2 separate regions of the Homo sapiens genome follow, and region 1 is linked to region 2. Evidence: read pairs that join two places in POLR2A ChIA-PET (ENCODE). Cell type or tissue: CD4-positive, alpha-beta T cell. All regions are shown on one strand. Each heading gives the region's core, and the rest is flanking DNA. Links, peaks and the distances in the headings are about the cores only.

What was found. ChIA-PET counts read pairs that join two places held together with the same protein. Peaks named below come from ENCODE experiments on the same cell type or tissue, not always from the same donor. Only the 100,000 strongest peaks of a DNase experiment are listed, where the experiment ranks them.
Region 1: POLR2A ChIA-PET joins it to region 2 with 8 read pairs; 2 of 35 experiments call an interaction of 5 or more read pairs at or near these places.

The regions. Positions count from the first base shown.
Region 1 is chr20:56,718,300-56,726,066 of GRCh38, forward strand. No RefSeq gene overlaps it. Among named protein-coding and RNA genes, the nearest start is that of TFAP2C, 93 kb to the left of the region's middle. RefSeq lists an enhancer at 3,816-3,885. In CD4-positive, alpha-beta T cell, for the core only: no CTCF peak of the experiment used is centred there; a DNase peak (open chromatin) is centred at 4,012.
Region 2 is chr20:56,531,200-56,538,966 of GRCh38, forward strand. FAM209B (family with sequence similarity 209 member B) reads left to right here and starts at 2,047. Exons shown (of 2, transcript NM_001013646.4): 1 at 2,047-2,391; 2 at 4,973-5,321. The coding sequence starts at 2,143. The coding sequence ends at 5,239. It also overlaps a transcript of FAM209A not described here. In CD4-positive, alpha-beta T cell, for the core only: no CTCF peak of the experiment used is centred there; no DNase peak of the experiment used is centred there.

The DNA.
Region 1 (7,767 bases), core at 1,136-6,135, 190 kb after region 2:
TGGGACTTTCTGGAATAAGATTCCAGCCACCAGCCCATCCAGGAAACCCCGCGCGCCTCCCTCGGGCCGCCTTCACTCCTCTGCAGCCCTCGTGTCTTGTGCTGTAGACCTGGAAGGTCCATACACATCAAAGCCCAAGTTGCTCAAAACCAAACCCTGGGCTCCTGTTCTAGATGTTGAATCGGGGTATGCTCAAGGGTCAGCCGCTGCTACAGGCCAGGGAAAGTGTTTGCCTTTCGATGGGTGTTTGTGGGTGTGAGGGGGAGCTGTCCTTCCCTCTCATCAAAGATTGGAGTTTTCTAATGCAAGAAAGAAAAAGGAAGGAGAGAAAATCATTTAGGCATCACATTAAACAGGGACATAACAGAGGTTAATAATATAGGGCCTGGTGGGCCAGGCGCAGTGGCTCACGCCTGTAATCCTAGAACTTTGGGAGGCCGAGGTGGGTGGATCACTTGAGCCCAGGAGTTCAAGACCAGCCTGGAGAACATGAAGAAACCTTGTCTCTACAAAAAATACAAAAATAAAAAAAGAGTAGAGGGGCTGGAGCCTGTGCACCTGGCTTCAGATCCCAGACCCACTTTCTATTAGGTTGGTGCAAAAGTAATAACAGATTTTTACATTACTTTCAATGGCAAAAACTGCAATTACTTTTGCACCAACCTAATAGCTGTGTGTTTTGGACTCCTTACCTAACCTCTCTGTGCCTGGGTTTCTTAAACTGTAAACAGGAGATAACGATAGTCTCCACCTTATGGGTTGCTGTGAGACGTAAATGGGTGAACACATGTGCACTATTTAAGACAGTGTCTGGCATATAGAAGCCCCCAGTAAATGTCAATTTGATTATTTCAATCAAGTGGAGAAGACATGTGAAGCAGTAAATGTCTGATTCCATACCTGTGGCAGGATGGCAGCCACCTGTTGTGACCCAAGCCCTGCACTGTTTGTCCAGCCTTCACCATATAGCTGTCCCCATCTGGCAGATGAGGAAGCTGAGCCTTGGAGCTGGTCAGAGGCTTAGACGGGGTCCCGAAGCTTGAAGGGTGGGACTGAGGTTCAAGCCAGGATTGTGTGACTTGAAAGTCGATGTCCTTTTCTTCTGGGCACCACTGAAGGTTGGACTGGCTTGGCCCAGACTGCCTTCCCTTTTGACAGGGTAGTTCGTCAAGCCATATTTTCTGAGCACTGCTGTGGGCCAGGCACTATGAGCAAGACACAGTGGCCTGGAGGGCTGTCCGCGTGATTTGTGAGGCTCCTTGTTCAAACATTAAGACTTTCTTTTCTTTCTTTTTTTTTGTTTTTCTTTGTTTCTTGTTTTTTTGGTTTTTATTTTTTTGAGACGGAGTCTCGCTCAGTCTCCAAGGCTGGAGTGCAGTGATGCAATCTCGGCTCACTGCAACCTCTGCCTCCCGGGTTCAAGCGATTCCCCTGCCTCAGCCTCTTGAGTAGCTGGGACTATGGGCACATGCCACCACGCCTGGCTAATTTTTTGTATTTTTAGTAGAGACGGGGTTTCACAGTGTTAGCCAGGATGGTCTCGATCTCCTGACCTCGTGATCCGCCCTCCTTGGCCTCCCAAAGTGCTGGGATTACGTGTATGAGCCACCCACCGCGCCAGGCCAAATATTCAGACTTTCAAGAAAGCAGAGCATTGAATGCAGTGCAGGGCCCTTACGAATGCGGGGCCACATGCCGCTTGCCAGGTCTCACGACCATGAGGCCGGCCCTGTCTGCCTGCGTGATGCTTGGGTATGTGTGTGTCTTTTGGGGGCTATGATACCATCAGTAAGGTAAGGAAGACATGATATTAAGTTTTTTTGTTTGTTGTTTTTTTGAGACAGAGTCTCACTCTGTCGCCTAGGCTGGAGTGCAGTGGCACAATCTCGGCTCACTGCAACCTCCCCTTCCCAGGTTCAAGCAATTCTCCTGCCTCAGCCTCCCGAGTAGCTGGGACTACAGGTGTGCGCCACCATGCCTGGCTAATTTTTTGTATTTTTAGTAGAGATGGGGTTTCACCGTGTTGGCCAGGCTGGTCTCGAACTTCTGACCTCAGGTGATCCACCCACCTCAGCCTCCCAAAGTGCTGGGATTACAGGCGTGAGCAGCTGTGCCCAGCTGAGGAAGACATAATATTAATATTGATACTCAAACCAAGACAGCACAACAAGCGCTATAAAGGGAGGCCCTAGGCTTTGTGCAGAAGCCACAAAGAAACACACACCTTGCTTAGTCTGAGATTCTTTGCTTGAAAATGAATTCTCATGGGGAATTTTCTGCAACCCAGGACACTTTTAGAGGAATTCAGAAACATTTACCGAGAGCTGCGTGTGTTTTAGGTGCTGAGAGATGATGCTGAAGCCAAAAGAGGCATGGTCTGTGTGATGCTTAATACTGAGTGTCGACTTGATTGGATTGAAGGGTGCACTATTGATCCTGGGAGTGTCTGTGAGTGTTAACTCAGATTAACATTTGAGTCAGTGAGCTGGGGAAGGCAGAGCCACCCTTAATCGGGTGGGCACCACCTAATCAGCTGCCAGGGAACATAAAGCAGGCAGAAAAAATGTGAAAAGAGAGCATGGCCTAGCCTCCCAGCCTACATCTTTCTCCAGTGCTGGATGCTTCCTGCCCTTGGACATCGGACTCCAGGTTCTTCAGTTTTGGAACTCAGACTGGCTTTCCTTGCTCCGCAGCCTGCAGATGGCCTATTGTGGGACCTTGTGATTGCGTAAGTTAATACTTAATAAACTCCTATATATATCCTATTAGTTCTGTCCCTCTAAGAGAACCCTAATACAGTCTGTCTCCTGCAGCTCATGGTCTAACTGGGAGACAGATGATAGGCATTAACCAAATGATCCGATGAATGGATGAGCAGGTACAGGTGTGATAAGTGTGGGGCCAGGGAGAGAAGGGGTGCTCTGGTTGCTTTTAAAAAGGGGCTTTGACCCAGTTTGCCAGGGATGTCTTTGCTGGGGGGAGCGCCAAAGCTTGAGCAGACTTTGACCAGATGCAAAGCAGAGAGAACAGTGTCCCAGGCAGAAGGCCGATGTGTGCCAAAGCCCAGAGGGGGACAGAGGAGCCTCAGGCCAGCATGACAGTGCCCTGTGAGGGAGGGGCAGGGAGGTGGGAGAGGAAATGCTGAGGTCCCAGGGCTAGATTAAAAAAATGCCGCCTATGGGCCAGGTGCAGTGGCTCACGCCTGTAATCCCAGCACTTTGGGAGGCCTAGGCAGGTGAATCACCCGAGGTTGGGAGTTCGAGACCATCCTGGCCAATACGGTGAAACCCTGTCTCTACTAAAAATACAAAAATTAGCCAGGCATGGTGGCAGGTGCCCATAATCCCAGCTACTCGGGAGGCTGAGGCACGAGAATCGCTTGAACCCAGAAGGCGGAGGTTGCAGTGAGTCAAGATTGTGCCACTGCACTCCAGCCTGGGCGACAGAGACAGACTCCATCTCAAAAAACAAACAAACAAAAACTGTCACCTACAGCCACTCAAAGATTTCATCCTCGGAGCACTGTAAAGCCAGTGACCGAGTTTAGCAGGAATTAACTGACGCAATCAGTGTTCTGAAGAGGTCACTCTATTCTCTTCTGCCGCCTTCCCTCCCGTCCTACCCACTGGGACCCTCGGACTGGTTCCAAGGAGCAGAGAGGCTGAGATTTACCACGACGTGACAGAAAGGGCTGTCATTTCATTTGAGCCAGCCTGCTGCACAATGATTGTCATCTTGCCAATTACCATCCTGTTTCCAAAAGCACTTTATTGCTGGAGGAATGAATGGGGCTCGATATGGCCTTATATAACAGTTGGACTTCCCTCGCCGGCTTGAAAACAGAGCTCCTGTCAGACTATCAGCCCATAAGAGCATGCCTTGGATCTGATAAACAGACGTTGGCAAATGGGAGGTTGGAAGGTGGTGCCAAGCTCTGTGGTTTGGACTGGTCCTATGAGCGAAACAATCGAAGCAGCTAACCATCTGCAGGAGGGAAAAGAGGAAGGGAAACTCAGCCTGAGACACAAAGAGGAAGTGTGGGAGACAGAGGGGCCGCAGTGGACGAGGTCCCAGTCCCAGCCCCGTTACTACAGCCTTGCAGACTACTGCCTGCCCACCAGCAGGATGCCACGTTTGTAGGGCGAGTAGACGTTCTGTTGATTTCACTAACCTTCCTTCCTGTGGTGCCTCCTTCAGGAATAAAGGGGTGGATGAGGTTGCAAGGATGGAGATGGGAAGGAAGATTGGTGGACAATTTTGTAGAGAGCTTTTGCGGATGATGAGTTGCCCTTCGTACTTGCTGATGTTCACTTACAAGCTGTAAAGCCTTTACTGCTGTTGCCATTGGATGGTTTTGGACTGAGCTAGGCACATTCTCTTGCACAGGGCTACTTGAGACCATGGCCAACTTGTCAGAGGCTTGGCTGCAAGTCTACCCTGCTGGCCTGTTAGGAGTTCAGGGAACCACACAGAGACCCCACTTGGGCATACTTATAGGACAACATCTATCATTTGGATGGACAGCGGACAGAGACAAGATCTGCTCAACCAAATCCACTTCCCCAGCTTTTATCATGTAGGCCACTGTTAGGCATGTATTCTCTTAAATGCAGCCCAAAGCATCCCCAGTGAATACACCAGAGGGCCCCCTGAATATTCTTGCCAAAGCCTTTGAGTGTGCAAGGCCTTGAGCCAGCAAGTGAGAATTCCATTCCTTGTGTTATGCTGCCTTGGTGGAAGCAGTGCTGTTTGGCTCTTGATACAATGCATGGTTTAGAGAAGCAGCTCTTCAGATTTTATTCCTGGAGCCCTCTTCTTTTTAAGACCGATCATGTGGCTAGAGCAGGCTTCTCTGCCTGGGCACTGTTGACCTTAAGGGCGAGATCATTTCATGTTGTGGAATTATGTTCCATGTGGTGGGGCATCCCTGTCTTCCACTCACTAGATGCCAGTAACACTCTCCCCTAGTTGTGACAACCAAAAATGTCCCCAGGAGGCAGAACTGTTTCCTGTTGAGAACCTTTGGACTAGAGGAATAATCTGGAATCAGATTTGTATACAGTCTACCAAAATTCTGAGCGTCCTTCTCTCCTGACCTGCCTGTTTCTTTACCTGTGTCAAGACTGCCATGCGATCTTGGTTACATCCTCATTCACAGCTAGGATGACTGTCACAGGACTCTCATGCAGAGGGAGGGCCATCTTCCTACGGCCTCATTGGTTTTCCAGAAACGCTTGAGCAAATTCCGGGTCACTGCTGGGCAGAAGTGAGGACTTGAGAAAGTATTCAGACAGCTGCTTCCGAGCTCCTCTCACAGTTAGACTGAGATGGAGGACAGCTGAGAGGCTCAGTAATGTCCATGGATTTGGCCCCAAATTGGCTATGGAGAGTAGGTTGGAAGTTTAAAAAACAATAATAGATTTTCTTTTCTTTTTAGACAGAGTCTCATTCTGTTGCCCAAGCTGGAGTGCAGTGGTGCGATCTCATGTCTGAGTCTCCCCAGTAGCTGGGATTACAGGCGTGTGCCACTATGCCCAGCTAATTTTTGTATTTTTAGTAGAGATGGGGTTTTGCCATGCTGGCCTCAAGAAATCCACCCGCCTCAGCCTCCCGAAGTGCTGGGATTATAGGCATGAGCCACTGTGCCCAGACAATAATATAATTTCTTGTTAGAGGCCGTCACTCCTGGATTTGAGATGAGTTAGGTGTCAAAACCGGAAGTGGAGATTTGGTAGAGTGAAGAGGCATTTCCAGCACCCAAATGGGCCTTGAGAATCAAGAGACCTCATTGCAAGGAAATGGTCTTGGATGGGAAGTGCAGGCCCTGCCACCGGTGTGGCTCACTCTCCCCACAACGCCAAACAGCAGCCCAGTCTCAACGGGGGAACCTGGGTGTGTTGGGGTTTTTGTCTAACATCTTGGAATGATTCATTCATCTTCTGCTCTCAATCAAATCCACTGGCCTTGTTGAAGACCTTCCCATCATCACAGAACCCTGTTTTGTATAAAATAAATTGGAACCACTGGCATTGAATGGAGCAAAAAATAGAACTCTGTGAGAAATACTTGCTGTCCAGTAAGCCGGGGGCGGCTTTTCTTTACCAATGCCTCCTTCCCTTTGAAAACAGGAAGTCACCATGGCCAAAAGTAAATGAGTTTCCAGCCGGCTGGGTCAAAATCCAGACTCCACCTCCCACTCCCACCTGTGGGCTCCATGTCAACCTGCCCAACTTTCTCTTTGGGTCTTGACACCAGCGGCTGACTAAGCCCCTGTCAACGCAGCCCTCCTCTTTGATCTGAACTTTCTGGCACTGTCTCTGTTCTTGTTCAGAGGGAAGCTTCCATCTTCCTCCTCATGTCTCCTCTTGGCCCCCTTTCCTAATCCTTGGAGTGCAGGCAAAACTCTGAATGTGTTTTTTCCTCAGATAAATTGTAAAAAGGGGCAGGTGCCAGAGCTGTCCAGCCAGCACTCAGTATTCTTACCCACCCTGGCTTAGGGTTGAAGAGGAGAACTGTCTGAATTCTTCATACAGGTCTCTGACCTAAGACATTTCATGAGGTTTGTTTAATTACAGGAGAGTGAAAACCCTATGCAAACTTTCTTTTTCTTTTCTTTTTTCTTTTTTTTTTTTTTTGAGATGGAGTCTCGCTCTGTCACCCAGGCTGGAGTGCAGTGGTGTAATCTCAGCTCATGGCAACCTCTGCCTCCCAGGTTCAAGTGATTCTCCTGCCTCAGCCTCCCAAGTGGCCGGGACCACAGGCGTGTGCTACCATACCTGGCTAATTTTTTGTATTTTTAGTAGAGATGGGGTTTCACCGTGTTAGCCAGGATGGTCTTGATCTCCTGACCTCGTGATACACTTGCCTCAGCCTCCCAAACTGCTGGGATTACAGGTGTCAGCCACCGCACCCGGCCACAAACTTTCTTAGATAAACAAAGAAATTTATTGACTTATGTGGTTGAAAAGGCCAGTGGCTTCAGGCACGGCTGGATCCAGGGGCTGAAGGATGCCATCCGGAATCATTCTCTATTTCTCTCTCTCTTTTTTCTGGAGACAGGGTCTTACTTTGGCCCCCAGGCAGGAGTGCAGTGGCACAATCACAGCTCACTGCAGCCTTGACCTCCTGGGTTCAAGCAATCCCTGCCTCAGTCCCCCAAGCAGCTGGGAATACAGGCATGCTCCACCATGCCCTGTTAATTTTTGTATATATTTTAGAGATGAGATTTTGTCGTGTTACCCATGCTAGCCTCGAACTTCTGAGCTCAAGCGATTTGCCTGCCTCAGCTTCCCAAAGTGCTGGGAATCCAGGCATGAACCACCATGCCCAGCCATTCTCTATCTCTCAATATTGCTTTCCTCTCCTGGCTTTCTTCTAAGGCAGATTGTGCCCTGTGAAACCCTGACCACCAACTTTCAGCTTACACCCTATCACTGTAGAAAGTCCAGGCAAAATGCACATTGGACAGGCAAAAATGGTGGTGCTGCTGCTGGTCACTACCCAGACAATAGATGTCATGCAGCTGCCTGTGCTTGTTTTGTTTTAAAATTTCTCTTTATGTTTTCTGGTCCTTCTCAAACTTTGAACAGTGAACATGGGCTTAGTCAGAGATATATTGGTTACAAACAGCAGACACCTACTCAAACTAGCTTAAGCACTAAATACTTTCTTTTTCCAGGGATTTAATGGTCACTTGGGAAATCAAGGGCAGGTAGTGAGGCCTGACTTTGTGGAGATTGTCAGAGGAAATCAGGAATCCATTAAGAA
Region 2 (7,767 bases), core at 1,049-6,048:
TCTGGACACTCTTCCTGCATAACCTAGTATAGAGCAGTCCCCTTGTGCTCGTCTCTAAAGCTTCCTGTTCTTATCACAATTGTTTTTTCTTCTTTCTTTGTTTTTTTTTTTTTTTTGAGATGGAGTTTCGCTCTTGTTGCCCAGGCTGGAGTGCAATGGCACAATCTCAGCTCACCGCAACCTCTGCCTCCCAGGTTCAAGCAATTCTCCTGCCTCAGCCTCCCGAGTAGCTGGGATTACAGGCATGCACCACCATGCCCAGCTAATTTTTTTGTATTTTTAGTAGAGATGGGGTTTCTCCATGTTGGCTTGGCTGGTCTCAAACTCTCGACCTTAGGTGATCCACCCACCTCACCCTCCCAAGGTGCTGGGATTACAGGCATGAGCCACCGTGCCCGGCCTCTTACCACAATTTTAATCGAACTATACTCTTTTTTCTTTTCTGAAACACAGTCTCACTCTGTCACCCAGGCTGGAGTAGAGTGTCTTGATCTCAGCTCACTGCAACCTCTGCCTCCAAGGTTCAAATGATTCTCCTGCCTCAGCCTCCCAAGTAGCTGAGATTGCAGGCGTGCATTGCCACACCTGGCTAATTTTTGTATTTTTAGTAGAGATGGGGTCTCGCTATGTTAGCCAGATTGGTCTGGAACTCCTCCTGACCTCAGGTGATCTGCCCACCCTGGCCTCCCAAAGTGCTGGGATTACAGGTGTGAGCCCCTGCCCCTGTGCCTGGCCCAATGTATACTCTTTTTTTCTTTTCTTTTCTTTTCTTTTCTTTTTTTTTTTTTTTTTTGAGACTGAGCCCTGCTCTGTTGCCCAGACTGGAGTGCAGTGGCGCCATCTAAGCTCACTGTAACCTCTACTTCCTGGGTTCAAGTGATTCTCCCGTCTCAGCCTCCCAAGTAGCTGGGATTACAGGCACATGCCACCATGCCTGGCTAATTTGTGTATTTTTAGTAGAGATAGGGTTTCACCATGTTGGCCAGGCTGGTCTCAAACTTCTGACCTTGGGTGATCTGCCTACCTTGGCCTCCCAAAGTGCTGGGATTACAAGTGTGAGCCACCAGGCCTGGCTCCAAAGTATACTCTTAACCCAAGGCAGGCACACACTGCTGCTGTCAATGATGGTATGTGGTAATAGGGAGTGGTGGGGACTGTGGAGGGAATATGGCCACAGGATGGATGATTTCACTTGGCTCTAGCAGAAGACTGGTTCTATGACAGTGTGGGCCCAGTGCTTCCAGAACTCTTCATATTTTCTTTTCTTTCTTTTTCTTTTTCTTTTTTTTTTTTTTTTTTTTTTGAGACAGAGTCTTGCTCTGTTGCCAGGCTGGAGTGCAGTGGCGTGATCTCGGCTCATCACAACCTCTGCCTCCTGGGTTCAAGTGATTCTCCTGTCTCAGCCTCCCAAGTAGCTGAGACTACAGGCGTGTGCCACCACATCCAGCTAATTTTTGTATTTTTAGTAAAGACGGGGTTTCACCACGTTGGACAGGATGGTCTCGATCTCTTGACCTCGTAATCTGCCCGCCTCAGCCTCCCAAAGTGCTGGGATTACAGGCGTGAGCTGCCGCGCCCGGCCACGCTCTCATATTTTCAAAGGAAGCCGGAAACCTGGACTTTTAAAGTGAAATACCCACCCCCCACAACATTTAAGTACTGACTAATAATTTTTAGAAACAACATAGGCCAAACAAAACACATAGGTGGCTCCGAGTTTGTAGGTAGCCTGTGGTTTAATATCTTTCTCTCCCATTTAACTCAGCTCCACGGGGCACATGGCATCTCCCTCTGCTCATCATAGTGTTTGGATCAAACAAATGAAAAACAGAAACATGACGGCCTCTACCAGCAAAAGCTCGAGGGTTGGAAAGAGTCCCCTGGCAGGGAATTGGCACCCCGTCGTGCCTATCCTCTCTCTCTGACTGCCTGCTGGAAATGCCCCCATCTCCCTTTGAGTCCTCCTCCCGGGCGACTCCTGTGACCTGTAACCTCTGTCCTGAAATCATCACAATGGCCAGGGTGGCCTCAGCTCAGGGCCTCTGTGACATCACCAAGGGCCTGGCACCAGGTGCCCAGTCTTCCAGTTGCGAGGGCAAGCAAACCCGTCATGAGCAACTCCCTTCCCCATCTCTGCTCACCATGTGGACGCTGAAATCGTCCCTGGTCCTGCTTCTGTGCCTCACCTGCAGCTATGCCTTTATGTTCTCTTCTCTGAGACAGAAAACTAGCGAACCCCAGGGGAAGGTGCCGTGTGGAGAGCACTTTCGGATTCGGCAGAACCTACCAGAGCACACCCAAGGCTGGCTTGGGAGCAAATGGCTCTGGCTTTTGTTTGCTGTTGTGCCGTTTGTGATACTGCAGTGTCAAAGAGACAGTGAGAAGAATAAGGTAAGGATGGCTCCATTTTTTTTACACCATATTGATTCAATCTCAGGAGTCTCAGGGAAACGGATGTTCTAGTGAGTCTAGGCGGCACCGTTGGGTATAATGAACCGACCTCATGGTCCTGGGCAAAGCTGGCAAATTCACTTCCTGATGTATCCTTAGTGAAGACAATAGTCCCCACATCCACAGATATTGGGACAAACAGTGGAAGATGACCTCTAGTTTCTTGGCTCAAAGTTCTTCTGGTTAGATGGATTTTTTCAAATGTAGGATAGATTCAAGAACTCAGCCGGGCGCAGTGGTTCATGCTGTAATCCCATCACTTTGGGAGGCCAGGGCAGGTGGATTGCCTGAGGTCGGGAGTTTGAGAACAGCCTGGCCAACACGGTGAAACCCCATCTCTACTAAAAATACAAAAATTAGCTGGGCATGGCGGCGTGTGTCTGTAATCCCAGCTACTCGGGAGGCTGAGGCAGAAGAATGGCTTGAACCCTGGAGGCAGAGGTTGTGGTGAGCTGAGATCACACTACTGCACTCCTGCATGGGCGACTGAGACTCTGTCTCAAAATAAAGAACTTATGGTGTGTTTTAGAAGGTCAAAATTATATTATTCACAGGGCCAAATTCACTGTTCCCTTGCTTTTTACATTTTTCCTAGTGCTTGACTTACTGAAAATTCCTGAGCTAAATGGAAATGATATCATCCCAACAAAATATGAAACTTCTGTAAGGAGATAAAGGTGTAGGCCGGGCACAGTGGCTCATGCCTGTAATCCCAGAACTTTGGGAGGCCGAGACGGGCAGATCACTTGAGGTCAGGAGATTGAGACCAGCCTGGCCAACATGGTGAAACCTCGTCTTTACTAAAAATACAGAAATTAGGCCAGGCGCGGTGGCTCACCCCTGTAATCCTAGCACTTTGGGAGGCTGAGGCGGGTGAATCACGAGGTCAGGAGTTCGAGACCAGCTGGGCAACATGGTGAAACCCTGTCTCTACTAAAAATACAAAACCTAGCTGGGCGTAGTGGCGGGCGCCTGTAATCCCAGCTACTCGGGAGGCTGAGGCAGGAGAATCACTTGAACCCTGGAGGCAGAGGTGGTAGTGAGCCGAGATGGAGCCACTGCACTCCAGCCCAGGTGACAGAGTGAGACTCTGTCTCAAAAAAAAAAAAAAAAAAAAAAAAAGCTGGGCCCAGTGGCTCATGCCTGTAATCCCAGCACTTTGGGAGGCCGAGGCGGACGGATCATCTGAGGTCAGGAAGTTGAGACCAGCCTGACCAACATGGAGAAAGCCCGTCTCTACTAAAAATACAAAATTAGGCGTAGTGGCGCATGCCTGTAATCCCAGCTACTCGGGAGGCTGAGGCAGGAGAATCGCTTGAACCCGGGAGGTGGAGGTTGCAGTGAGCCGAAACTGCGCCATTGCCCTCCAGCCTGGGCAACAAGAGCAAAACTCTGTCTCAAAAAAAAAAAAAAATACAGAAATTAGCCAGGTGTGGTGGCACACCCCTGTAATCCCAGCTACTCGGGAGACTGAGGCAGGAGAATCACTTGAACCTGGGAGGCAGAGGTTGCAGTGAGCTGAGATCGTGCCACTGCACGCCAGCCTGGGCGACAAAGTGAGACTCTGTCTCAAAAAAAAAAAAAATTAGCTGGTATGGTGGTGGGCACCTGTGGTCCCAGCTACTTGGGAGGCTGAGGCATAAGAGTTGCTTGAACCCCGGCCGGGGGTGGTGGCTCATGCCTGTAATCCCAGCAATTTGGGAAGCCGAGGCGGGTGGATCACCTGAGGTCAGGAGTTCGAGACCAGCCTGGCCAACATGATAAAACCCTGTCTCTACAAAAATACAAAAATTAGCCGGGCATGATGGCGGGTGCCTGTAATCCCAGCTACTCGGGAGGCTGAGGCAGGAGAATAGCTGGAACCTGGGAGGCAGAGGTTGCAGTGAACCGAGATCATGCCACTGCACTCCAGCCTGGGTGACAGGGCAAGATTCCGTCTCACAAAAAAAAAGAATTGCTTGAACCCAGGAAGTGGAGGTTGCGGTGAGCCAAGATCACACCAGCCTGGGTGACAGAGTGAAACTGTGTCTCAAAAAAACAAACAAAAAAAAGAGATGAAGGTGTAAAGTAGTAACAGCTGGGCCTCAAAGTGACCATAAACAATTCTTTCAAGTAGAAGGAGAAAGGGAAAGAAAGCGTATTCTCCCCTAGAAAGACCCAGCATTTCATGATCCTGTGCCCAAACTGATTAGAGGAAGGATTGGCAAACTTTTTCTGTAAAGGGCCAGAGAGTGAATATTTACAGCTTTGTGGGCAGTACGGTCTTCCTTGCAACTACTCAAATCTGCTGTTGTAACATGAAGCAGCCTTAAACAATATAGAAATGAGTGAGCATGACTGTGTGCCAATAAAACTTTATTTACAAAAACAGGTGGAGGGCCAAATTTGGCCATAGTCTGCCAGTGCCTGCACTCGAGCACTGCTAGAACCATCTTTTCTTAAATGAGCCCAACTGTCTTGGAACTGTGTCAAAACCAGCAAAGTCCATGATATTATTGACCTTGAATATCTTTCTTGACAGGAGCAGAGTCCTCCTGGCCTTCGAGGCTTCCCATTTCGCACTCCACTAAAGAAAAATCAAAATGCTTCTCTTTACAAAGACTGTGTATTCAATACCTTAAACGAACTTGAAGTGGAGCTTTTGAAATTTGTGTCCGAAGTGCAGAATCTTAAAGGTGCCATGGCAACAGGCAGTGGCAGTAACCTCAAGCTTCGAAGGTCAGAGATGCCTGCAGATCCATACCATGTCACAATCTGTAAAATATGGGGAGAAGAAAGCTCTAGCTGAATGGATTTGTGTGTCAGGAGAGAAAAAAGTTGAGTGTTGACAAACTGTATGCAAACTAATAAAACTATTCTGAAGAAAAGAACTTCCATGTTTGAGAGCTTGCTTCTTTTCTTTTTTTTCACTAGAAGAAAAAGTGAATGGGAGACCAGTAGCCATAGCAGTGATGGTTTTGTTTTTGCCTCTCTCATGTCATCTAGAGCTGTGGATGGTGAGGAGAGCACCGAAAGCTACATAATAGTACGTGATGAGCTCGTGCTTCCGTGCAATGGCCGCGGGTGGACGATGGAGCTAGGGAAATCTGGGATAAGATGCTGACGTCACTTCCATACAAACTCTCGCTCTCTGTAGTATCTACTTGTGCAAGATACAGAACTGCTTTTTATCTTTGATTTATTACAAAAGACGGCGTTAATGATAGTTTTAAAATGGTAAAATGATTCAATTAGGAGGGGTGTATTCTAGAGTTATCTGATTCTCTCACCACAAGAGTCCTTTCACTCATTCCATGTCAAAGGTTCCATGCATTGACTTTTCCTTCTACCAAACTGGCAGTTACATTTGTCAGTAGTTGGATTAAGAAAAAGGGAGAGGCCAGGCATGGTGGCTCACATCCGTAATCTTAGCACTTTGGGAGGCCAAGGCGGGAGGATTGCTTGAGTCCAGGAGTTTGAAGCCACCCTGGGCAACATAGTGAGATTCCTTCTCTATTATTTTTAAATTAGAAAAAAAAAAAAGGGAAAAACAATTCATCCTTTCTATATCATTGGGGTTTTGGATACAGATGTGCTAACCAGGGGCTCCCCAATCAGTTGATATGTACTTTATCATACTTATTTAAAATGTGGATATTTTACATGTTAGTGTGGCTGACTCTGCACACACTTAGGGCTGTAAGTCTCCTACTGACCCCTGAGCCGACCTTCCCTCATTTAAAAGGCCAACCTGTGGCCGGGTGTGGTGGCTGAAGCCTGTAATCCCAGCATTTTGGGAGGCTGAGGGGGCAGATCATGAGATCAAGAGATCGAGACCATCCTGGCCAATGTGGTGAAACCTCGTCTTTACTAAAAATACAAAAATTAGCTGGGCGTGGTGGCAGGCGCCTGTAGTCTCAGCTGTTTGGGAGACTGAGGCAGGAGAATTGCTTGAACCCAGGAGGCGGAGGTTGCGGTAAGCCGAGATCATGCCACTGCACTCCAGCCTGGCGACAGAGCAAGACTCCATCTCAAAAATAAATAAATAAATAAATAAAAGGCCACACACACTTGTGCGTGGCTGGAGAGAACAGTTAGCTGTGGGACACCATGGAAATTCCTTTATTTCACTTCAGTCCAAACTTCTGGTGCCTGACAGAGAAGTCCTGAATCTCTGCCACCTTCCTTTATTTGTCCGCTCCCATTATTTGCACAAGGCTTTCAGGATCCTCCCTGAACATGTGATTTTCTCCATGTGTAGGAGGTGGACCTCTTGTAAAATGTCCTTGAACATTTTGCTTTTTGTCTTAACTCTCAGCTTTCAATATGGGGGAAATGGAAGGAGCCAAGATTACTCCTTTTGCCTTCCAGATTATTTATGAGTGTTTTCAAGCAAACCAGAGTATGTGAGTTATTGTCACAGCCCACTCTGAAGAAATCCAGATAAGAAAAAAATTGGTTTTAACCAGTAATCTCAAGATGGGGCAGGTTTTAGATTGTCTTCATTTAACCAGTAGCTATTAGATCTGCGGTCAGCAAGCTACAGCTCACAGGCCAATTTGGCCGCCTGCCTATATTTGTACAGCCTTGTGAACTAATAATGATTTTTATATTTTTTCGTGGTTAAAAATATCAGGCAGGGTGTGGTGGTGTGCACCTGTAGTACCAGCTACTCTGGAGGATGAGGCAGGAGGATTGCTTGAGCCCAGGAGTCTGAGTTCAGCCTGAGCAACATAGTGAGAACCTGTTGCTATATATATATATATATGGCAACATATATATATATGGCAACATATATATATATAATATATATATTTGAAGACATGAAACTCACATAAAATCCAAATTTTAGCACCCATGAAGTTTTATTGGAACACAGCCACATTCTTTAATTTACATATTATCTATGGCTGCTTTTGTGCCACAGAATTTCCACGTTGTCTATGGGTCTAGATTTTGTGCTTACAGTGGCACGCTTGAATTATTGCAACAGAAAACAATATAGCCCAGAAATATTTACTAACTGGCCCTTTACAGGACAAGCTTGCCAACCCCTAATTTATGCTAATCTCATATGTTAACAAGCAGAAGCTGGGCGCGGTGGCTCACATCCGGAATCCCAGCACTTTGGTAGGCTGAGGTGGGTGGATCACTTGAGGTCAGGAGTTTGAGACCAGCCCAGCCAACATGGGGAAACTCTGTCGCTACTAAAAATACACAATTAGTTAGGCATGGTGGTGGGTGCCTGTAATCCCAGCTACTTGGGAGGTTGAGGCAGGAGAATCACTTGAACCCGGGAGGTGGAGGTTGCAGTGAGCCGAGATCGCAACATTGCAC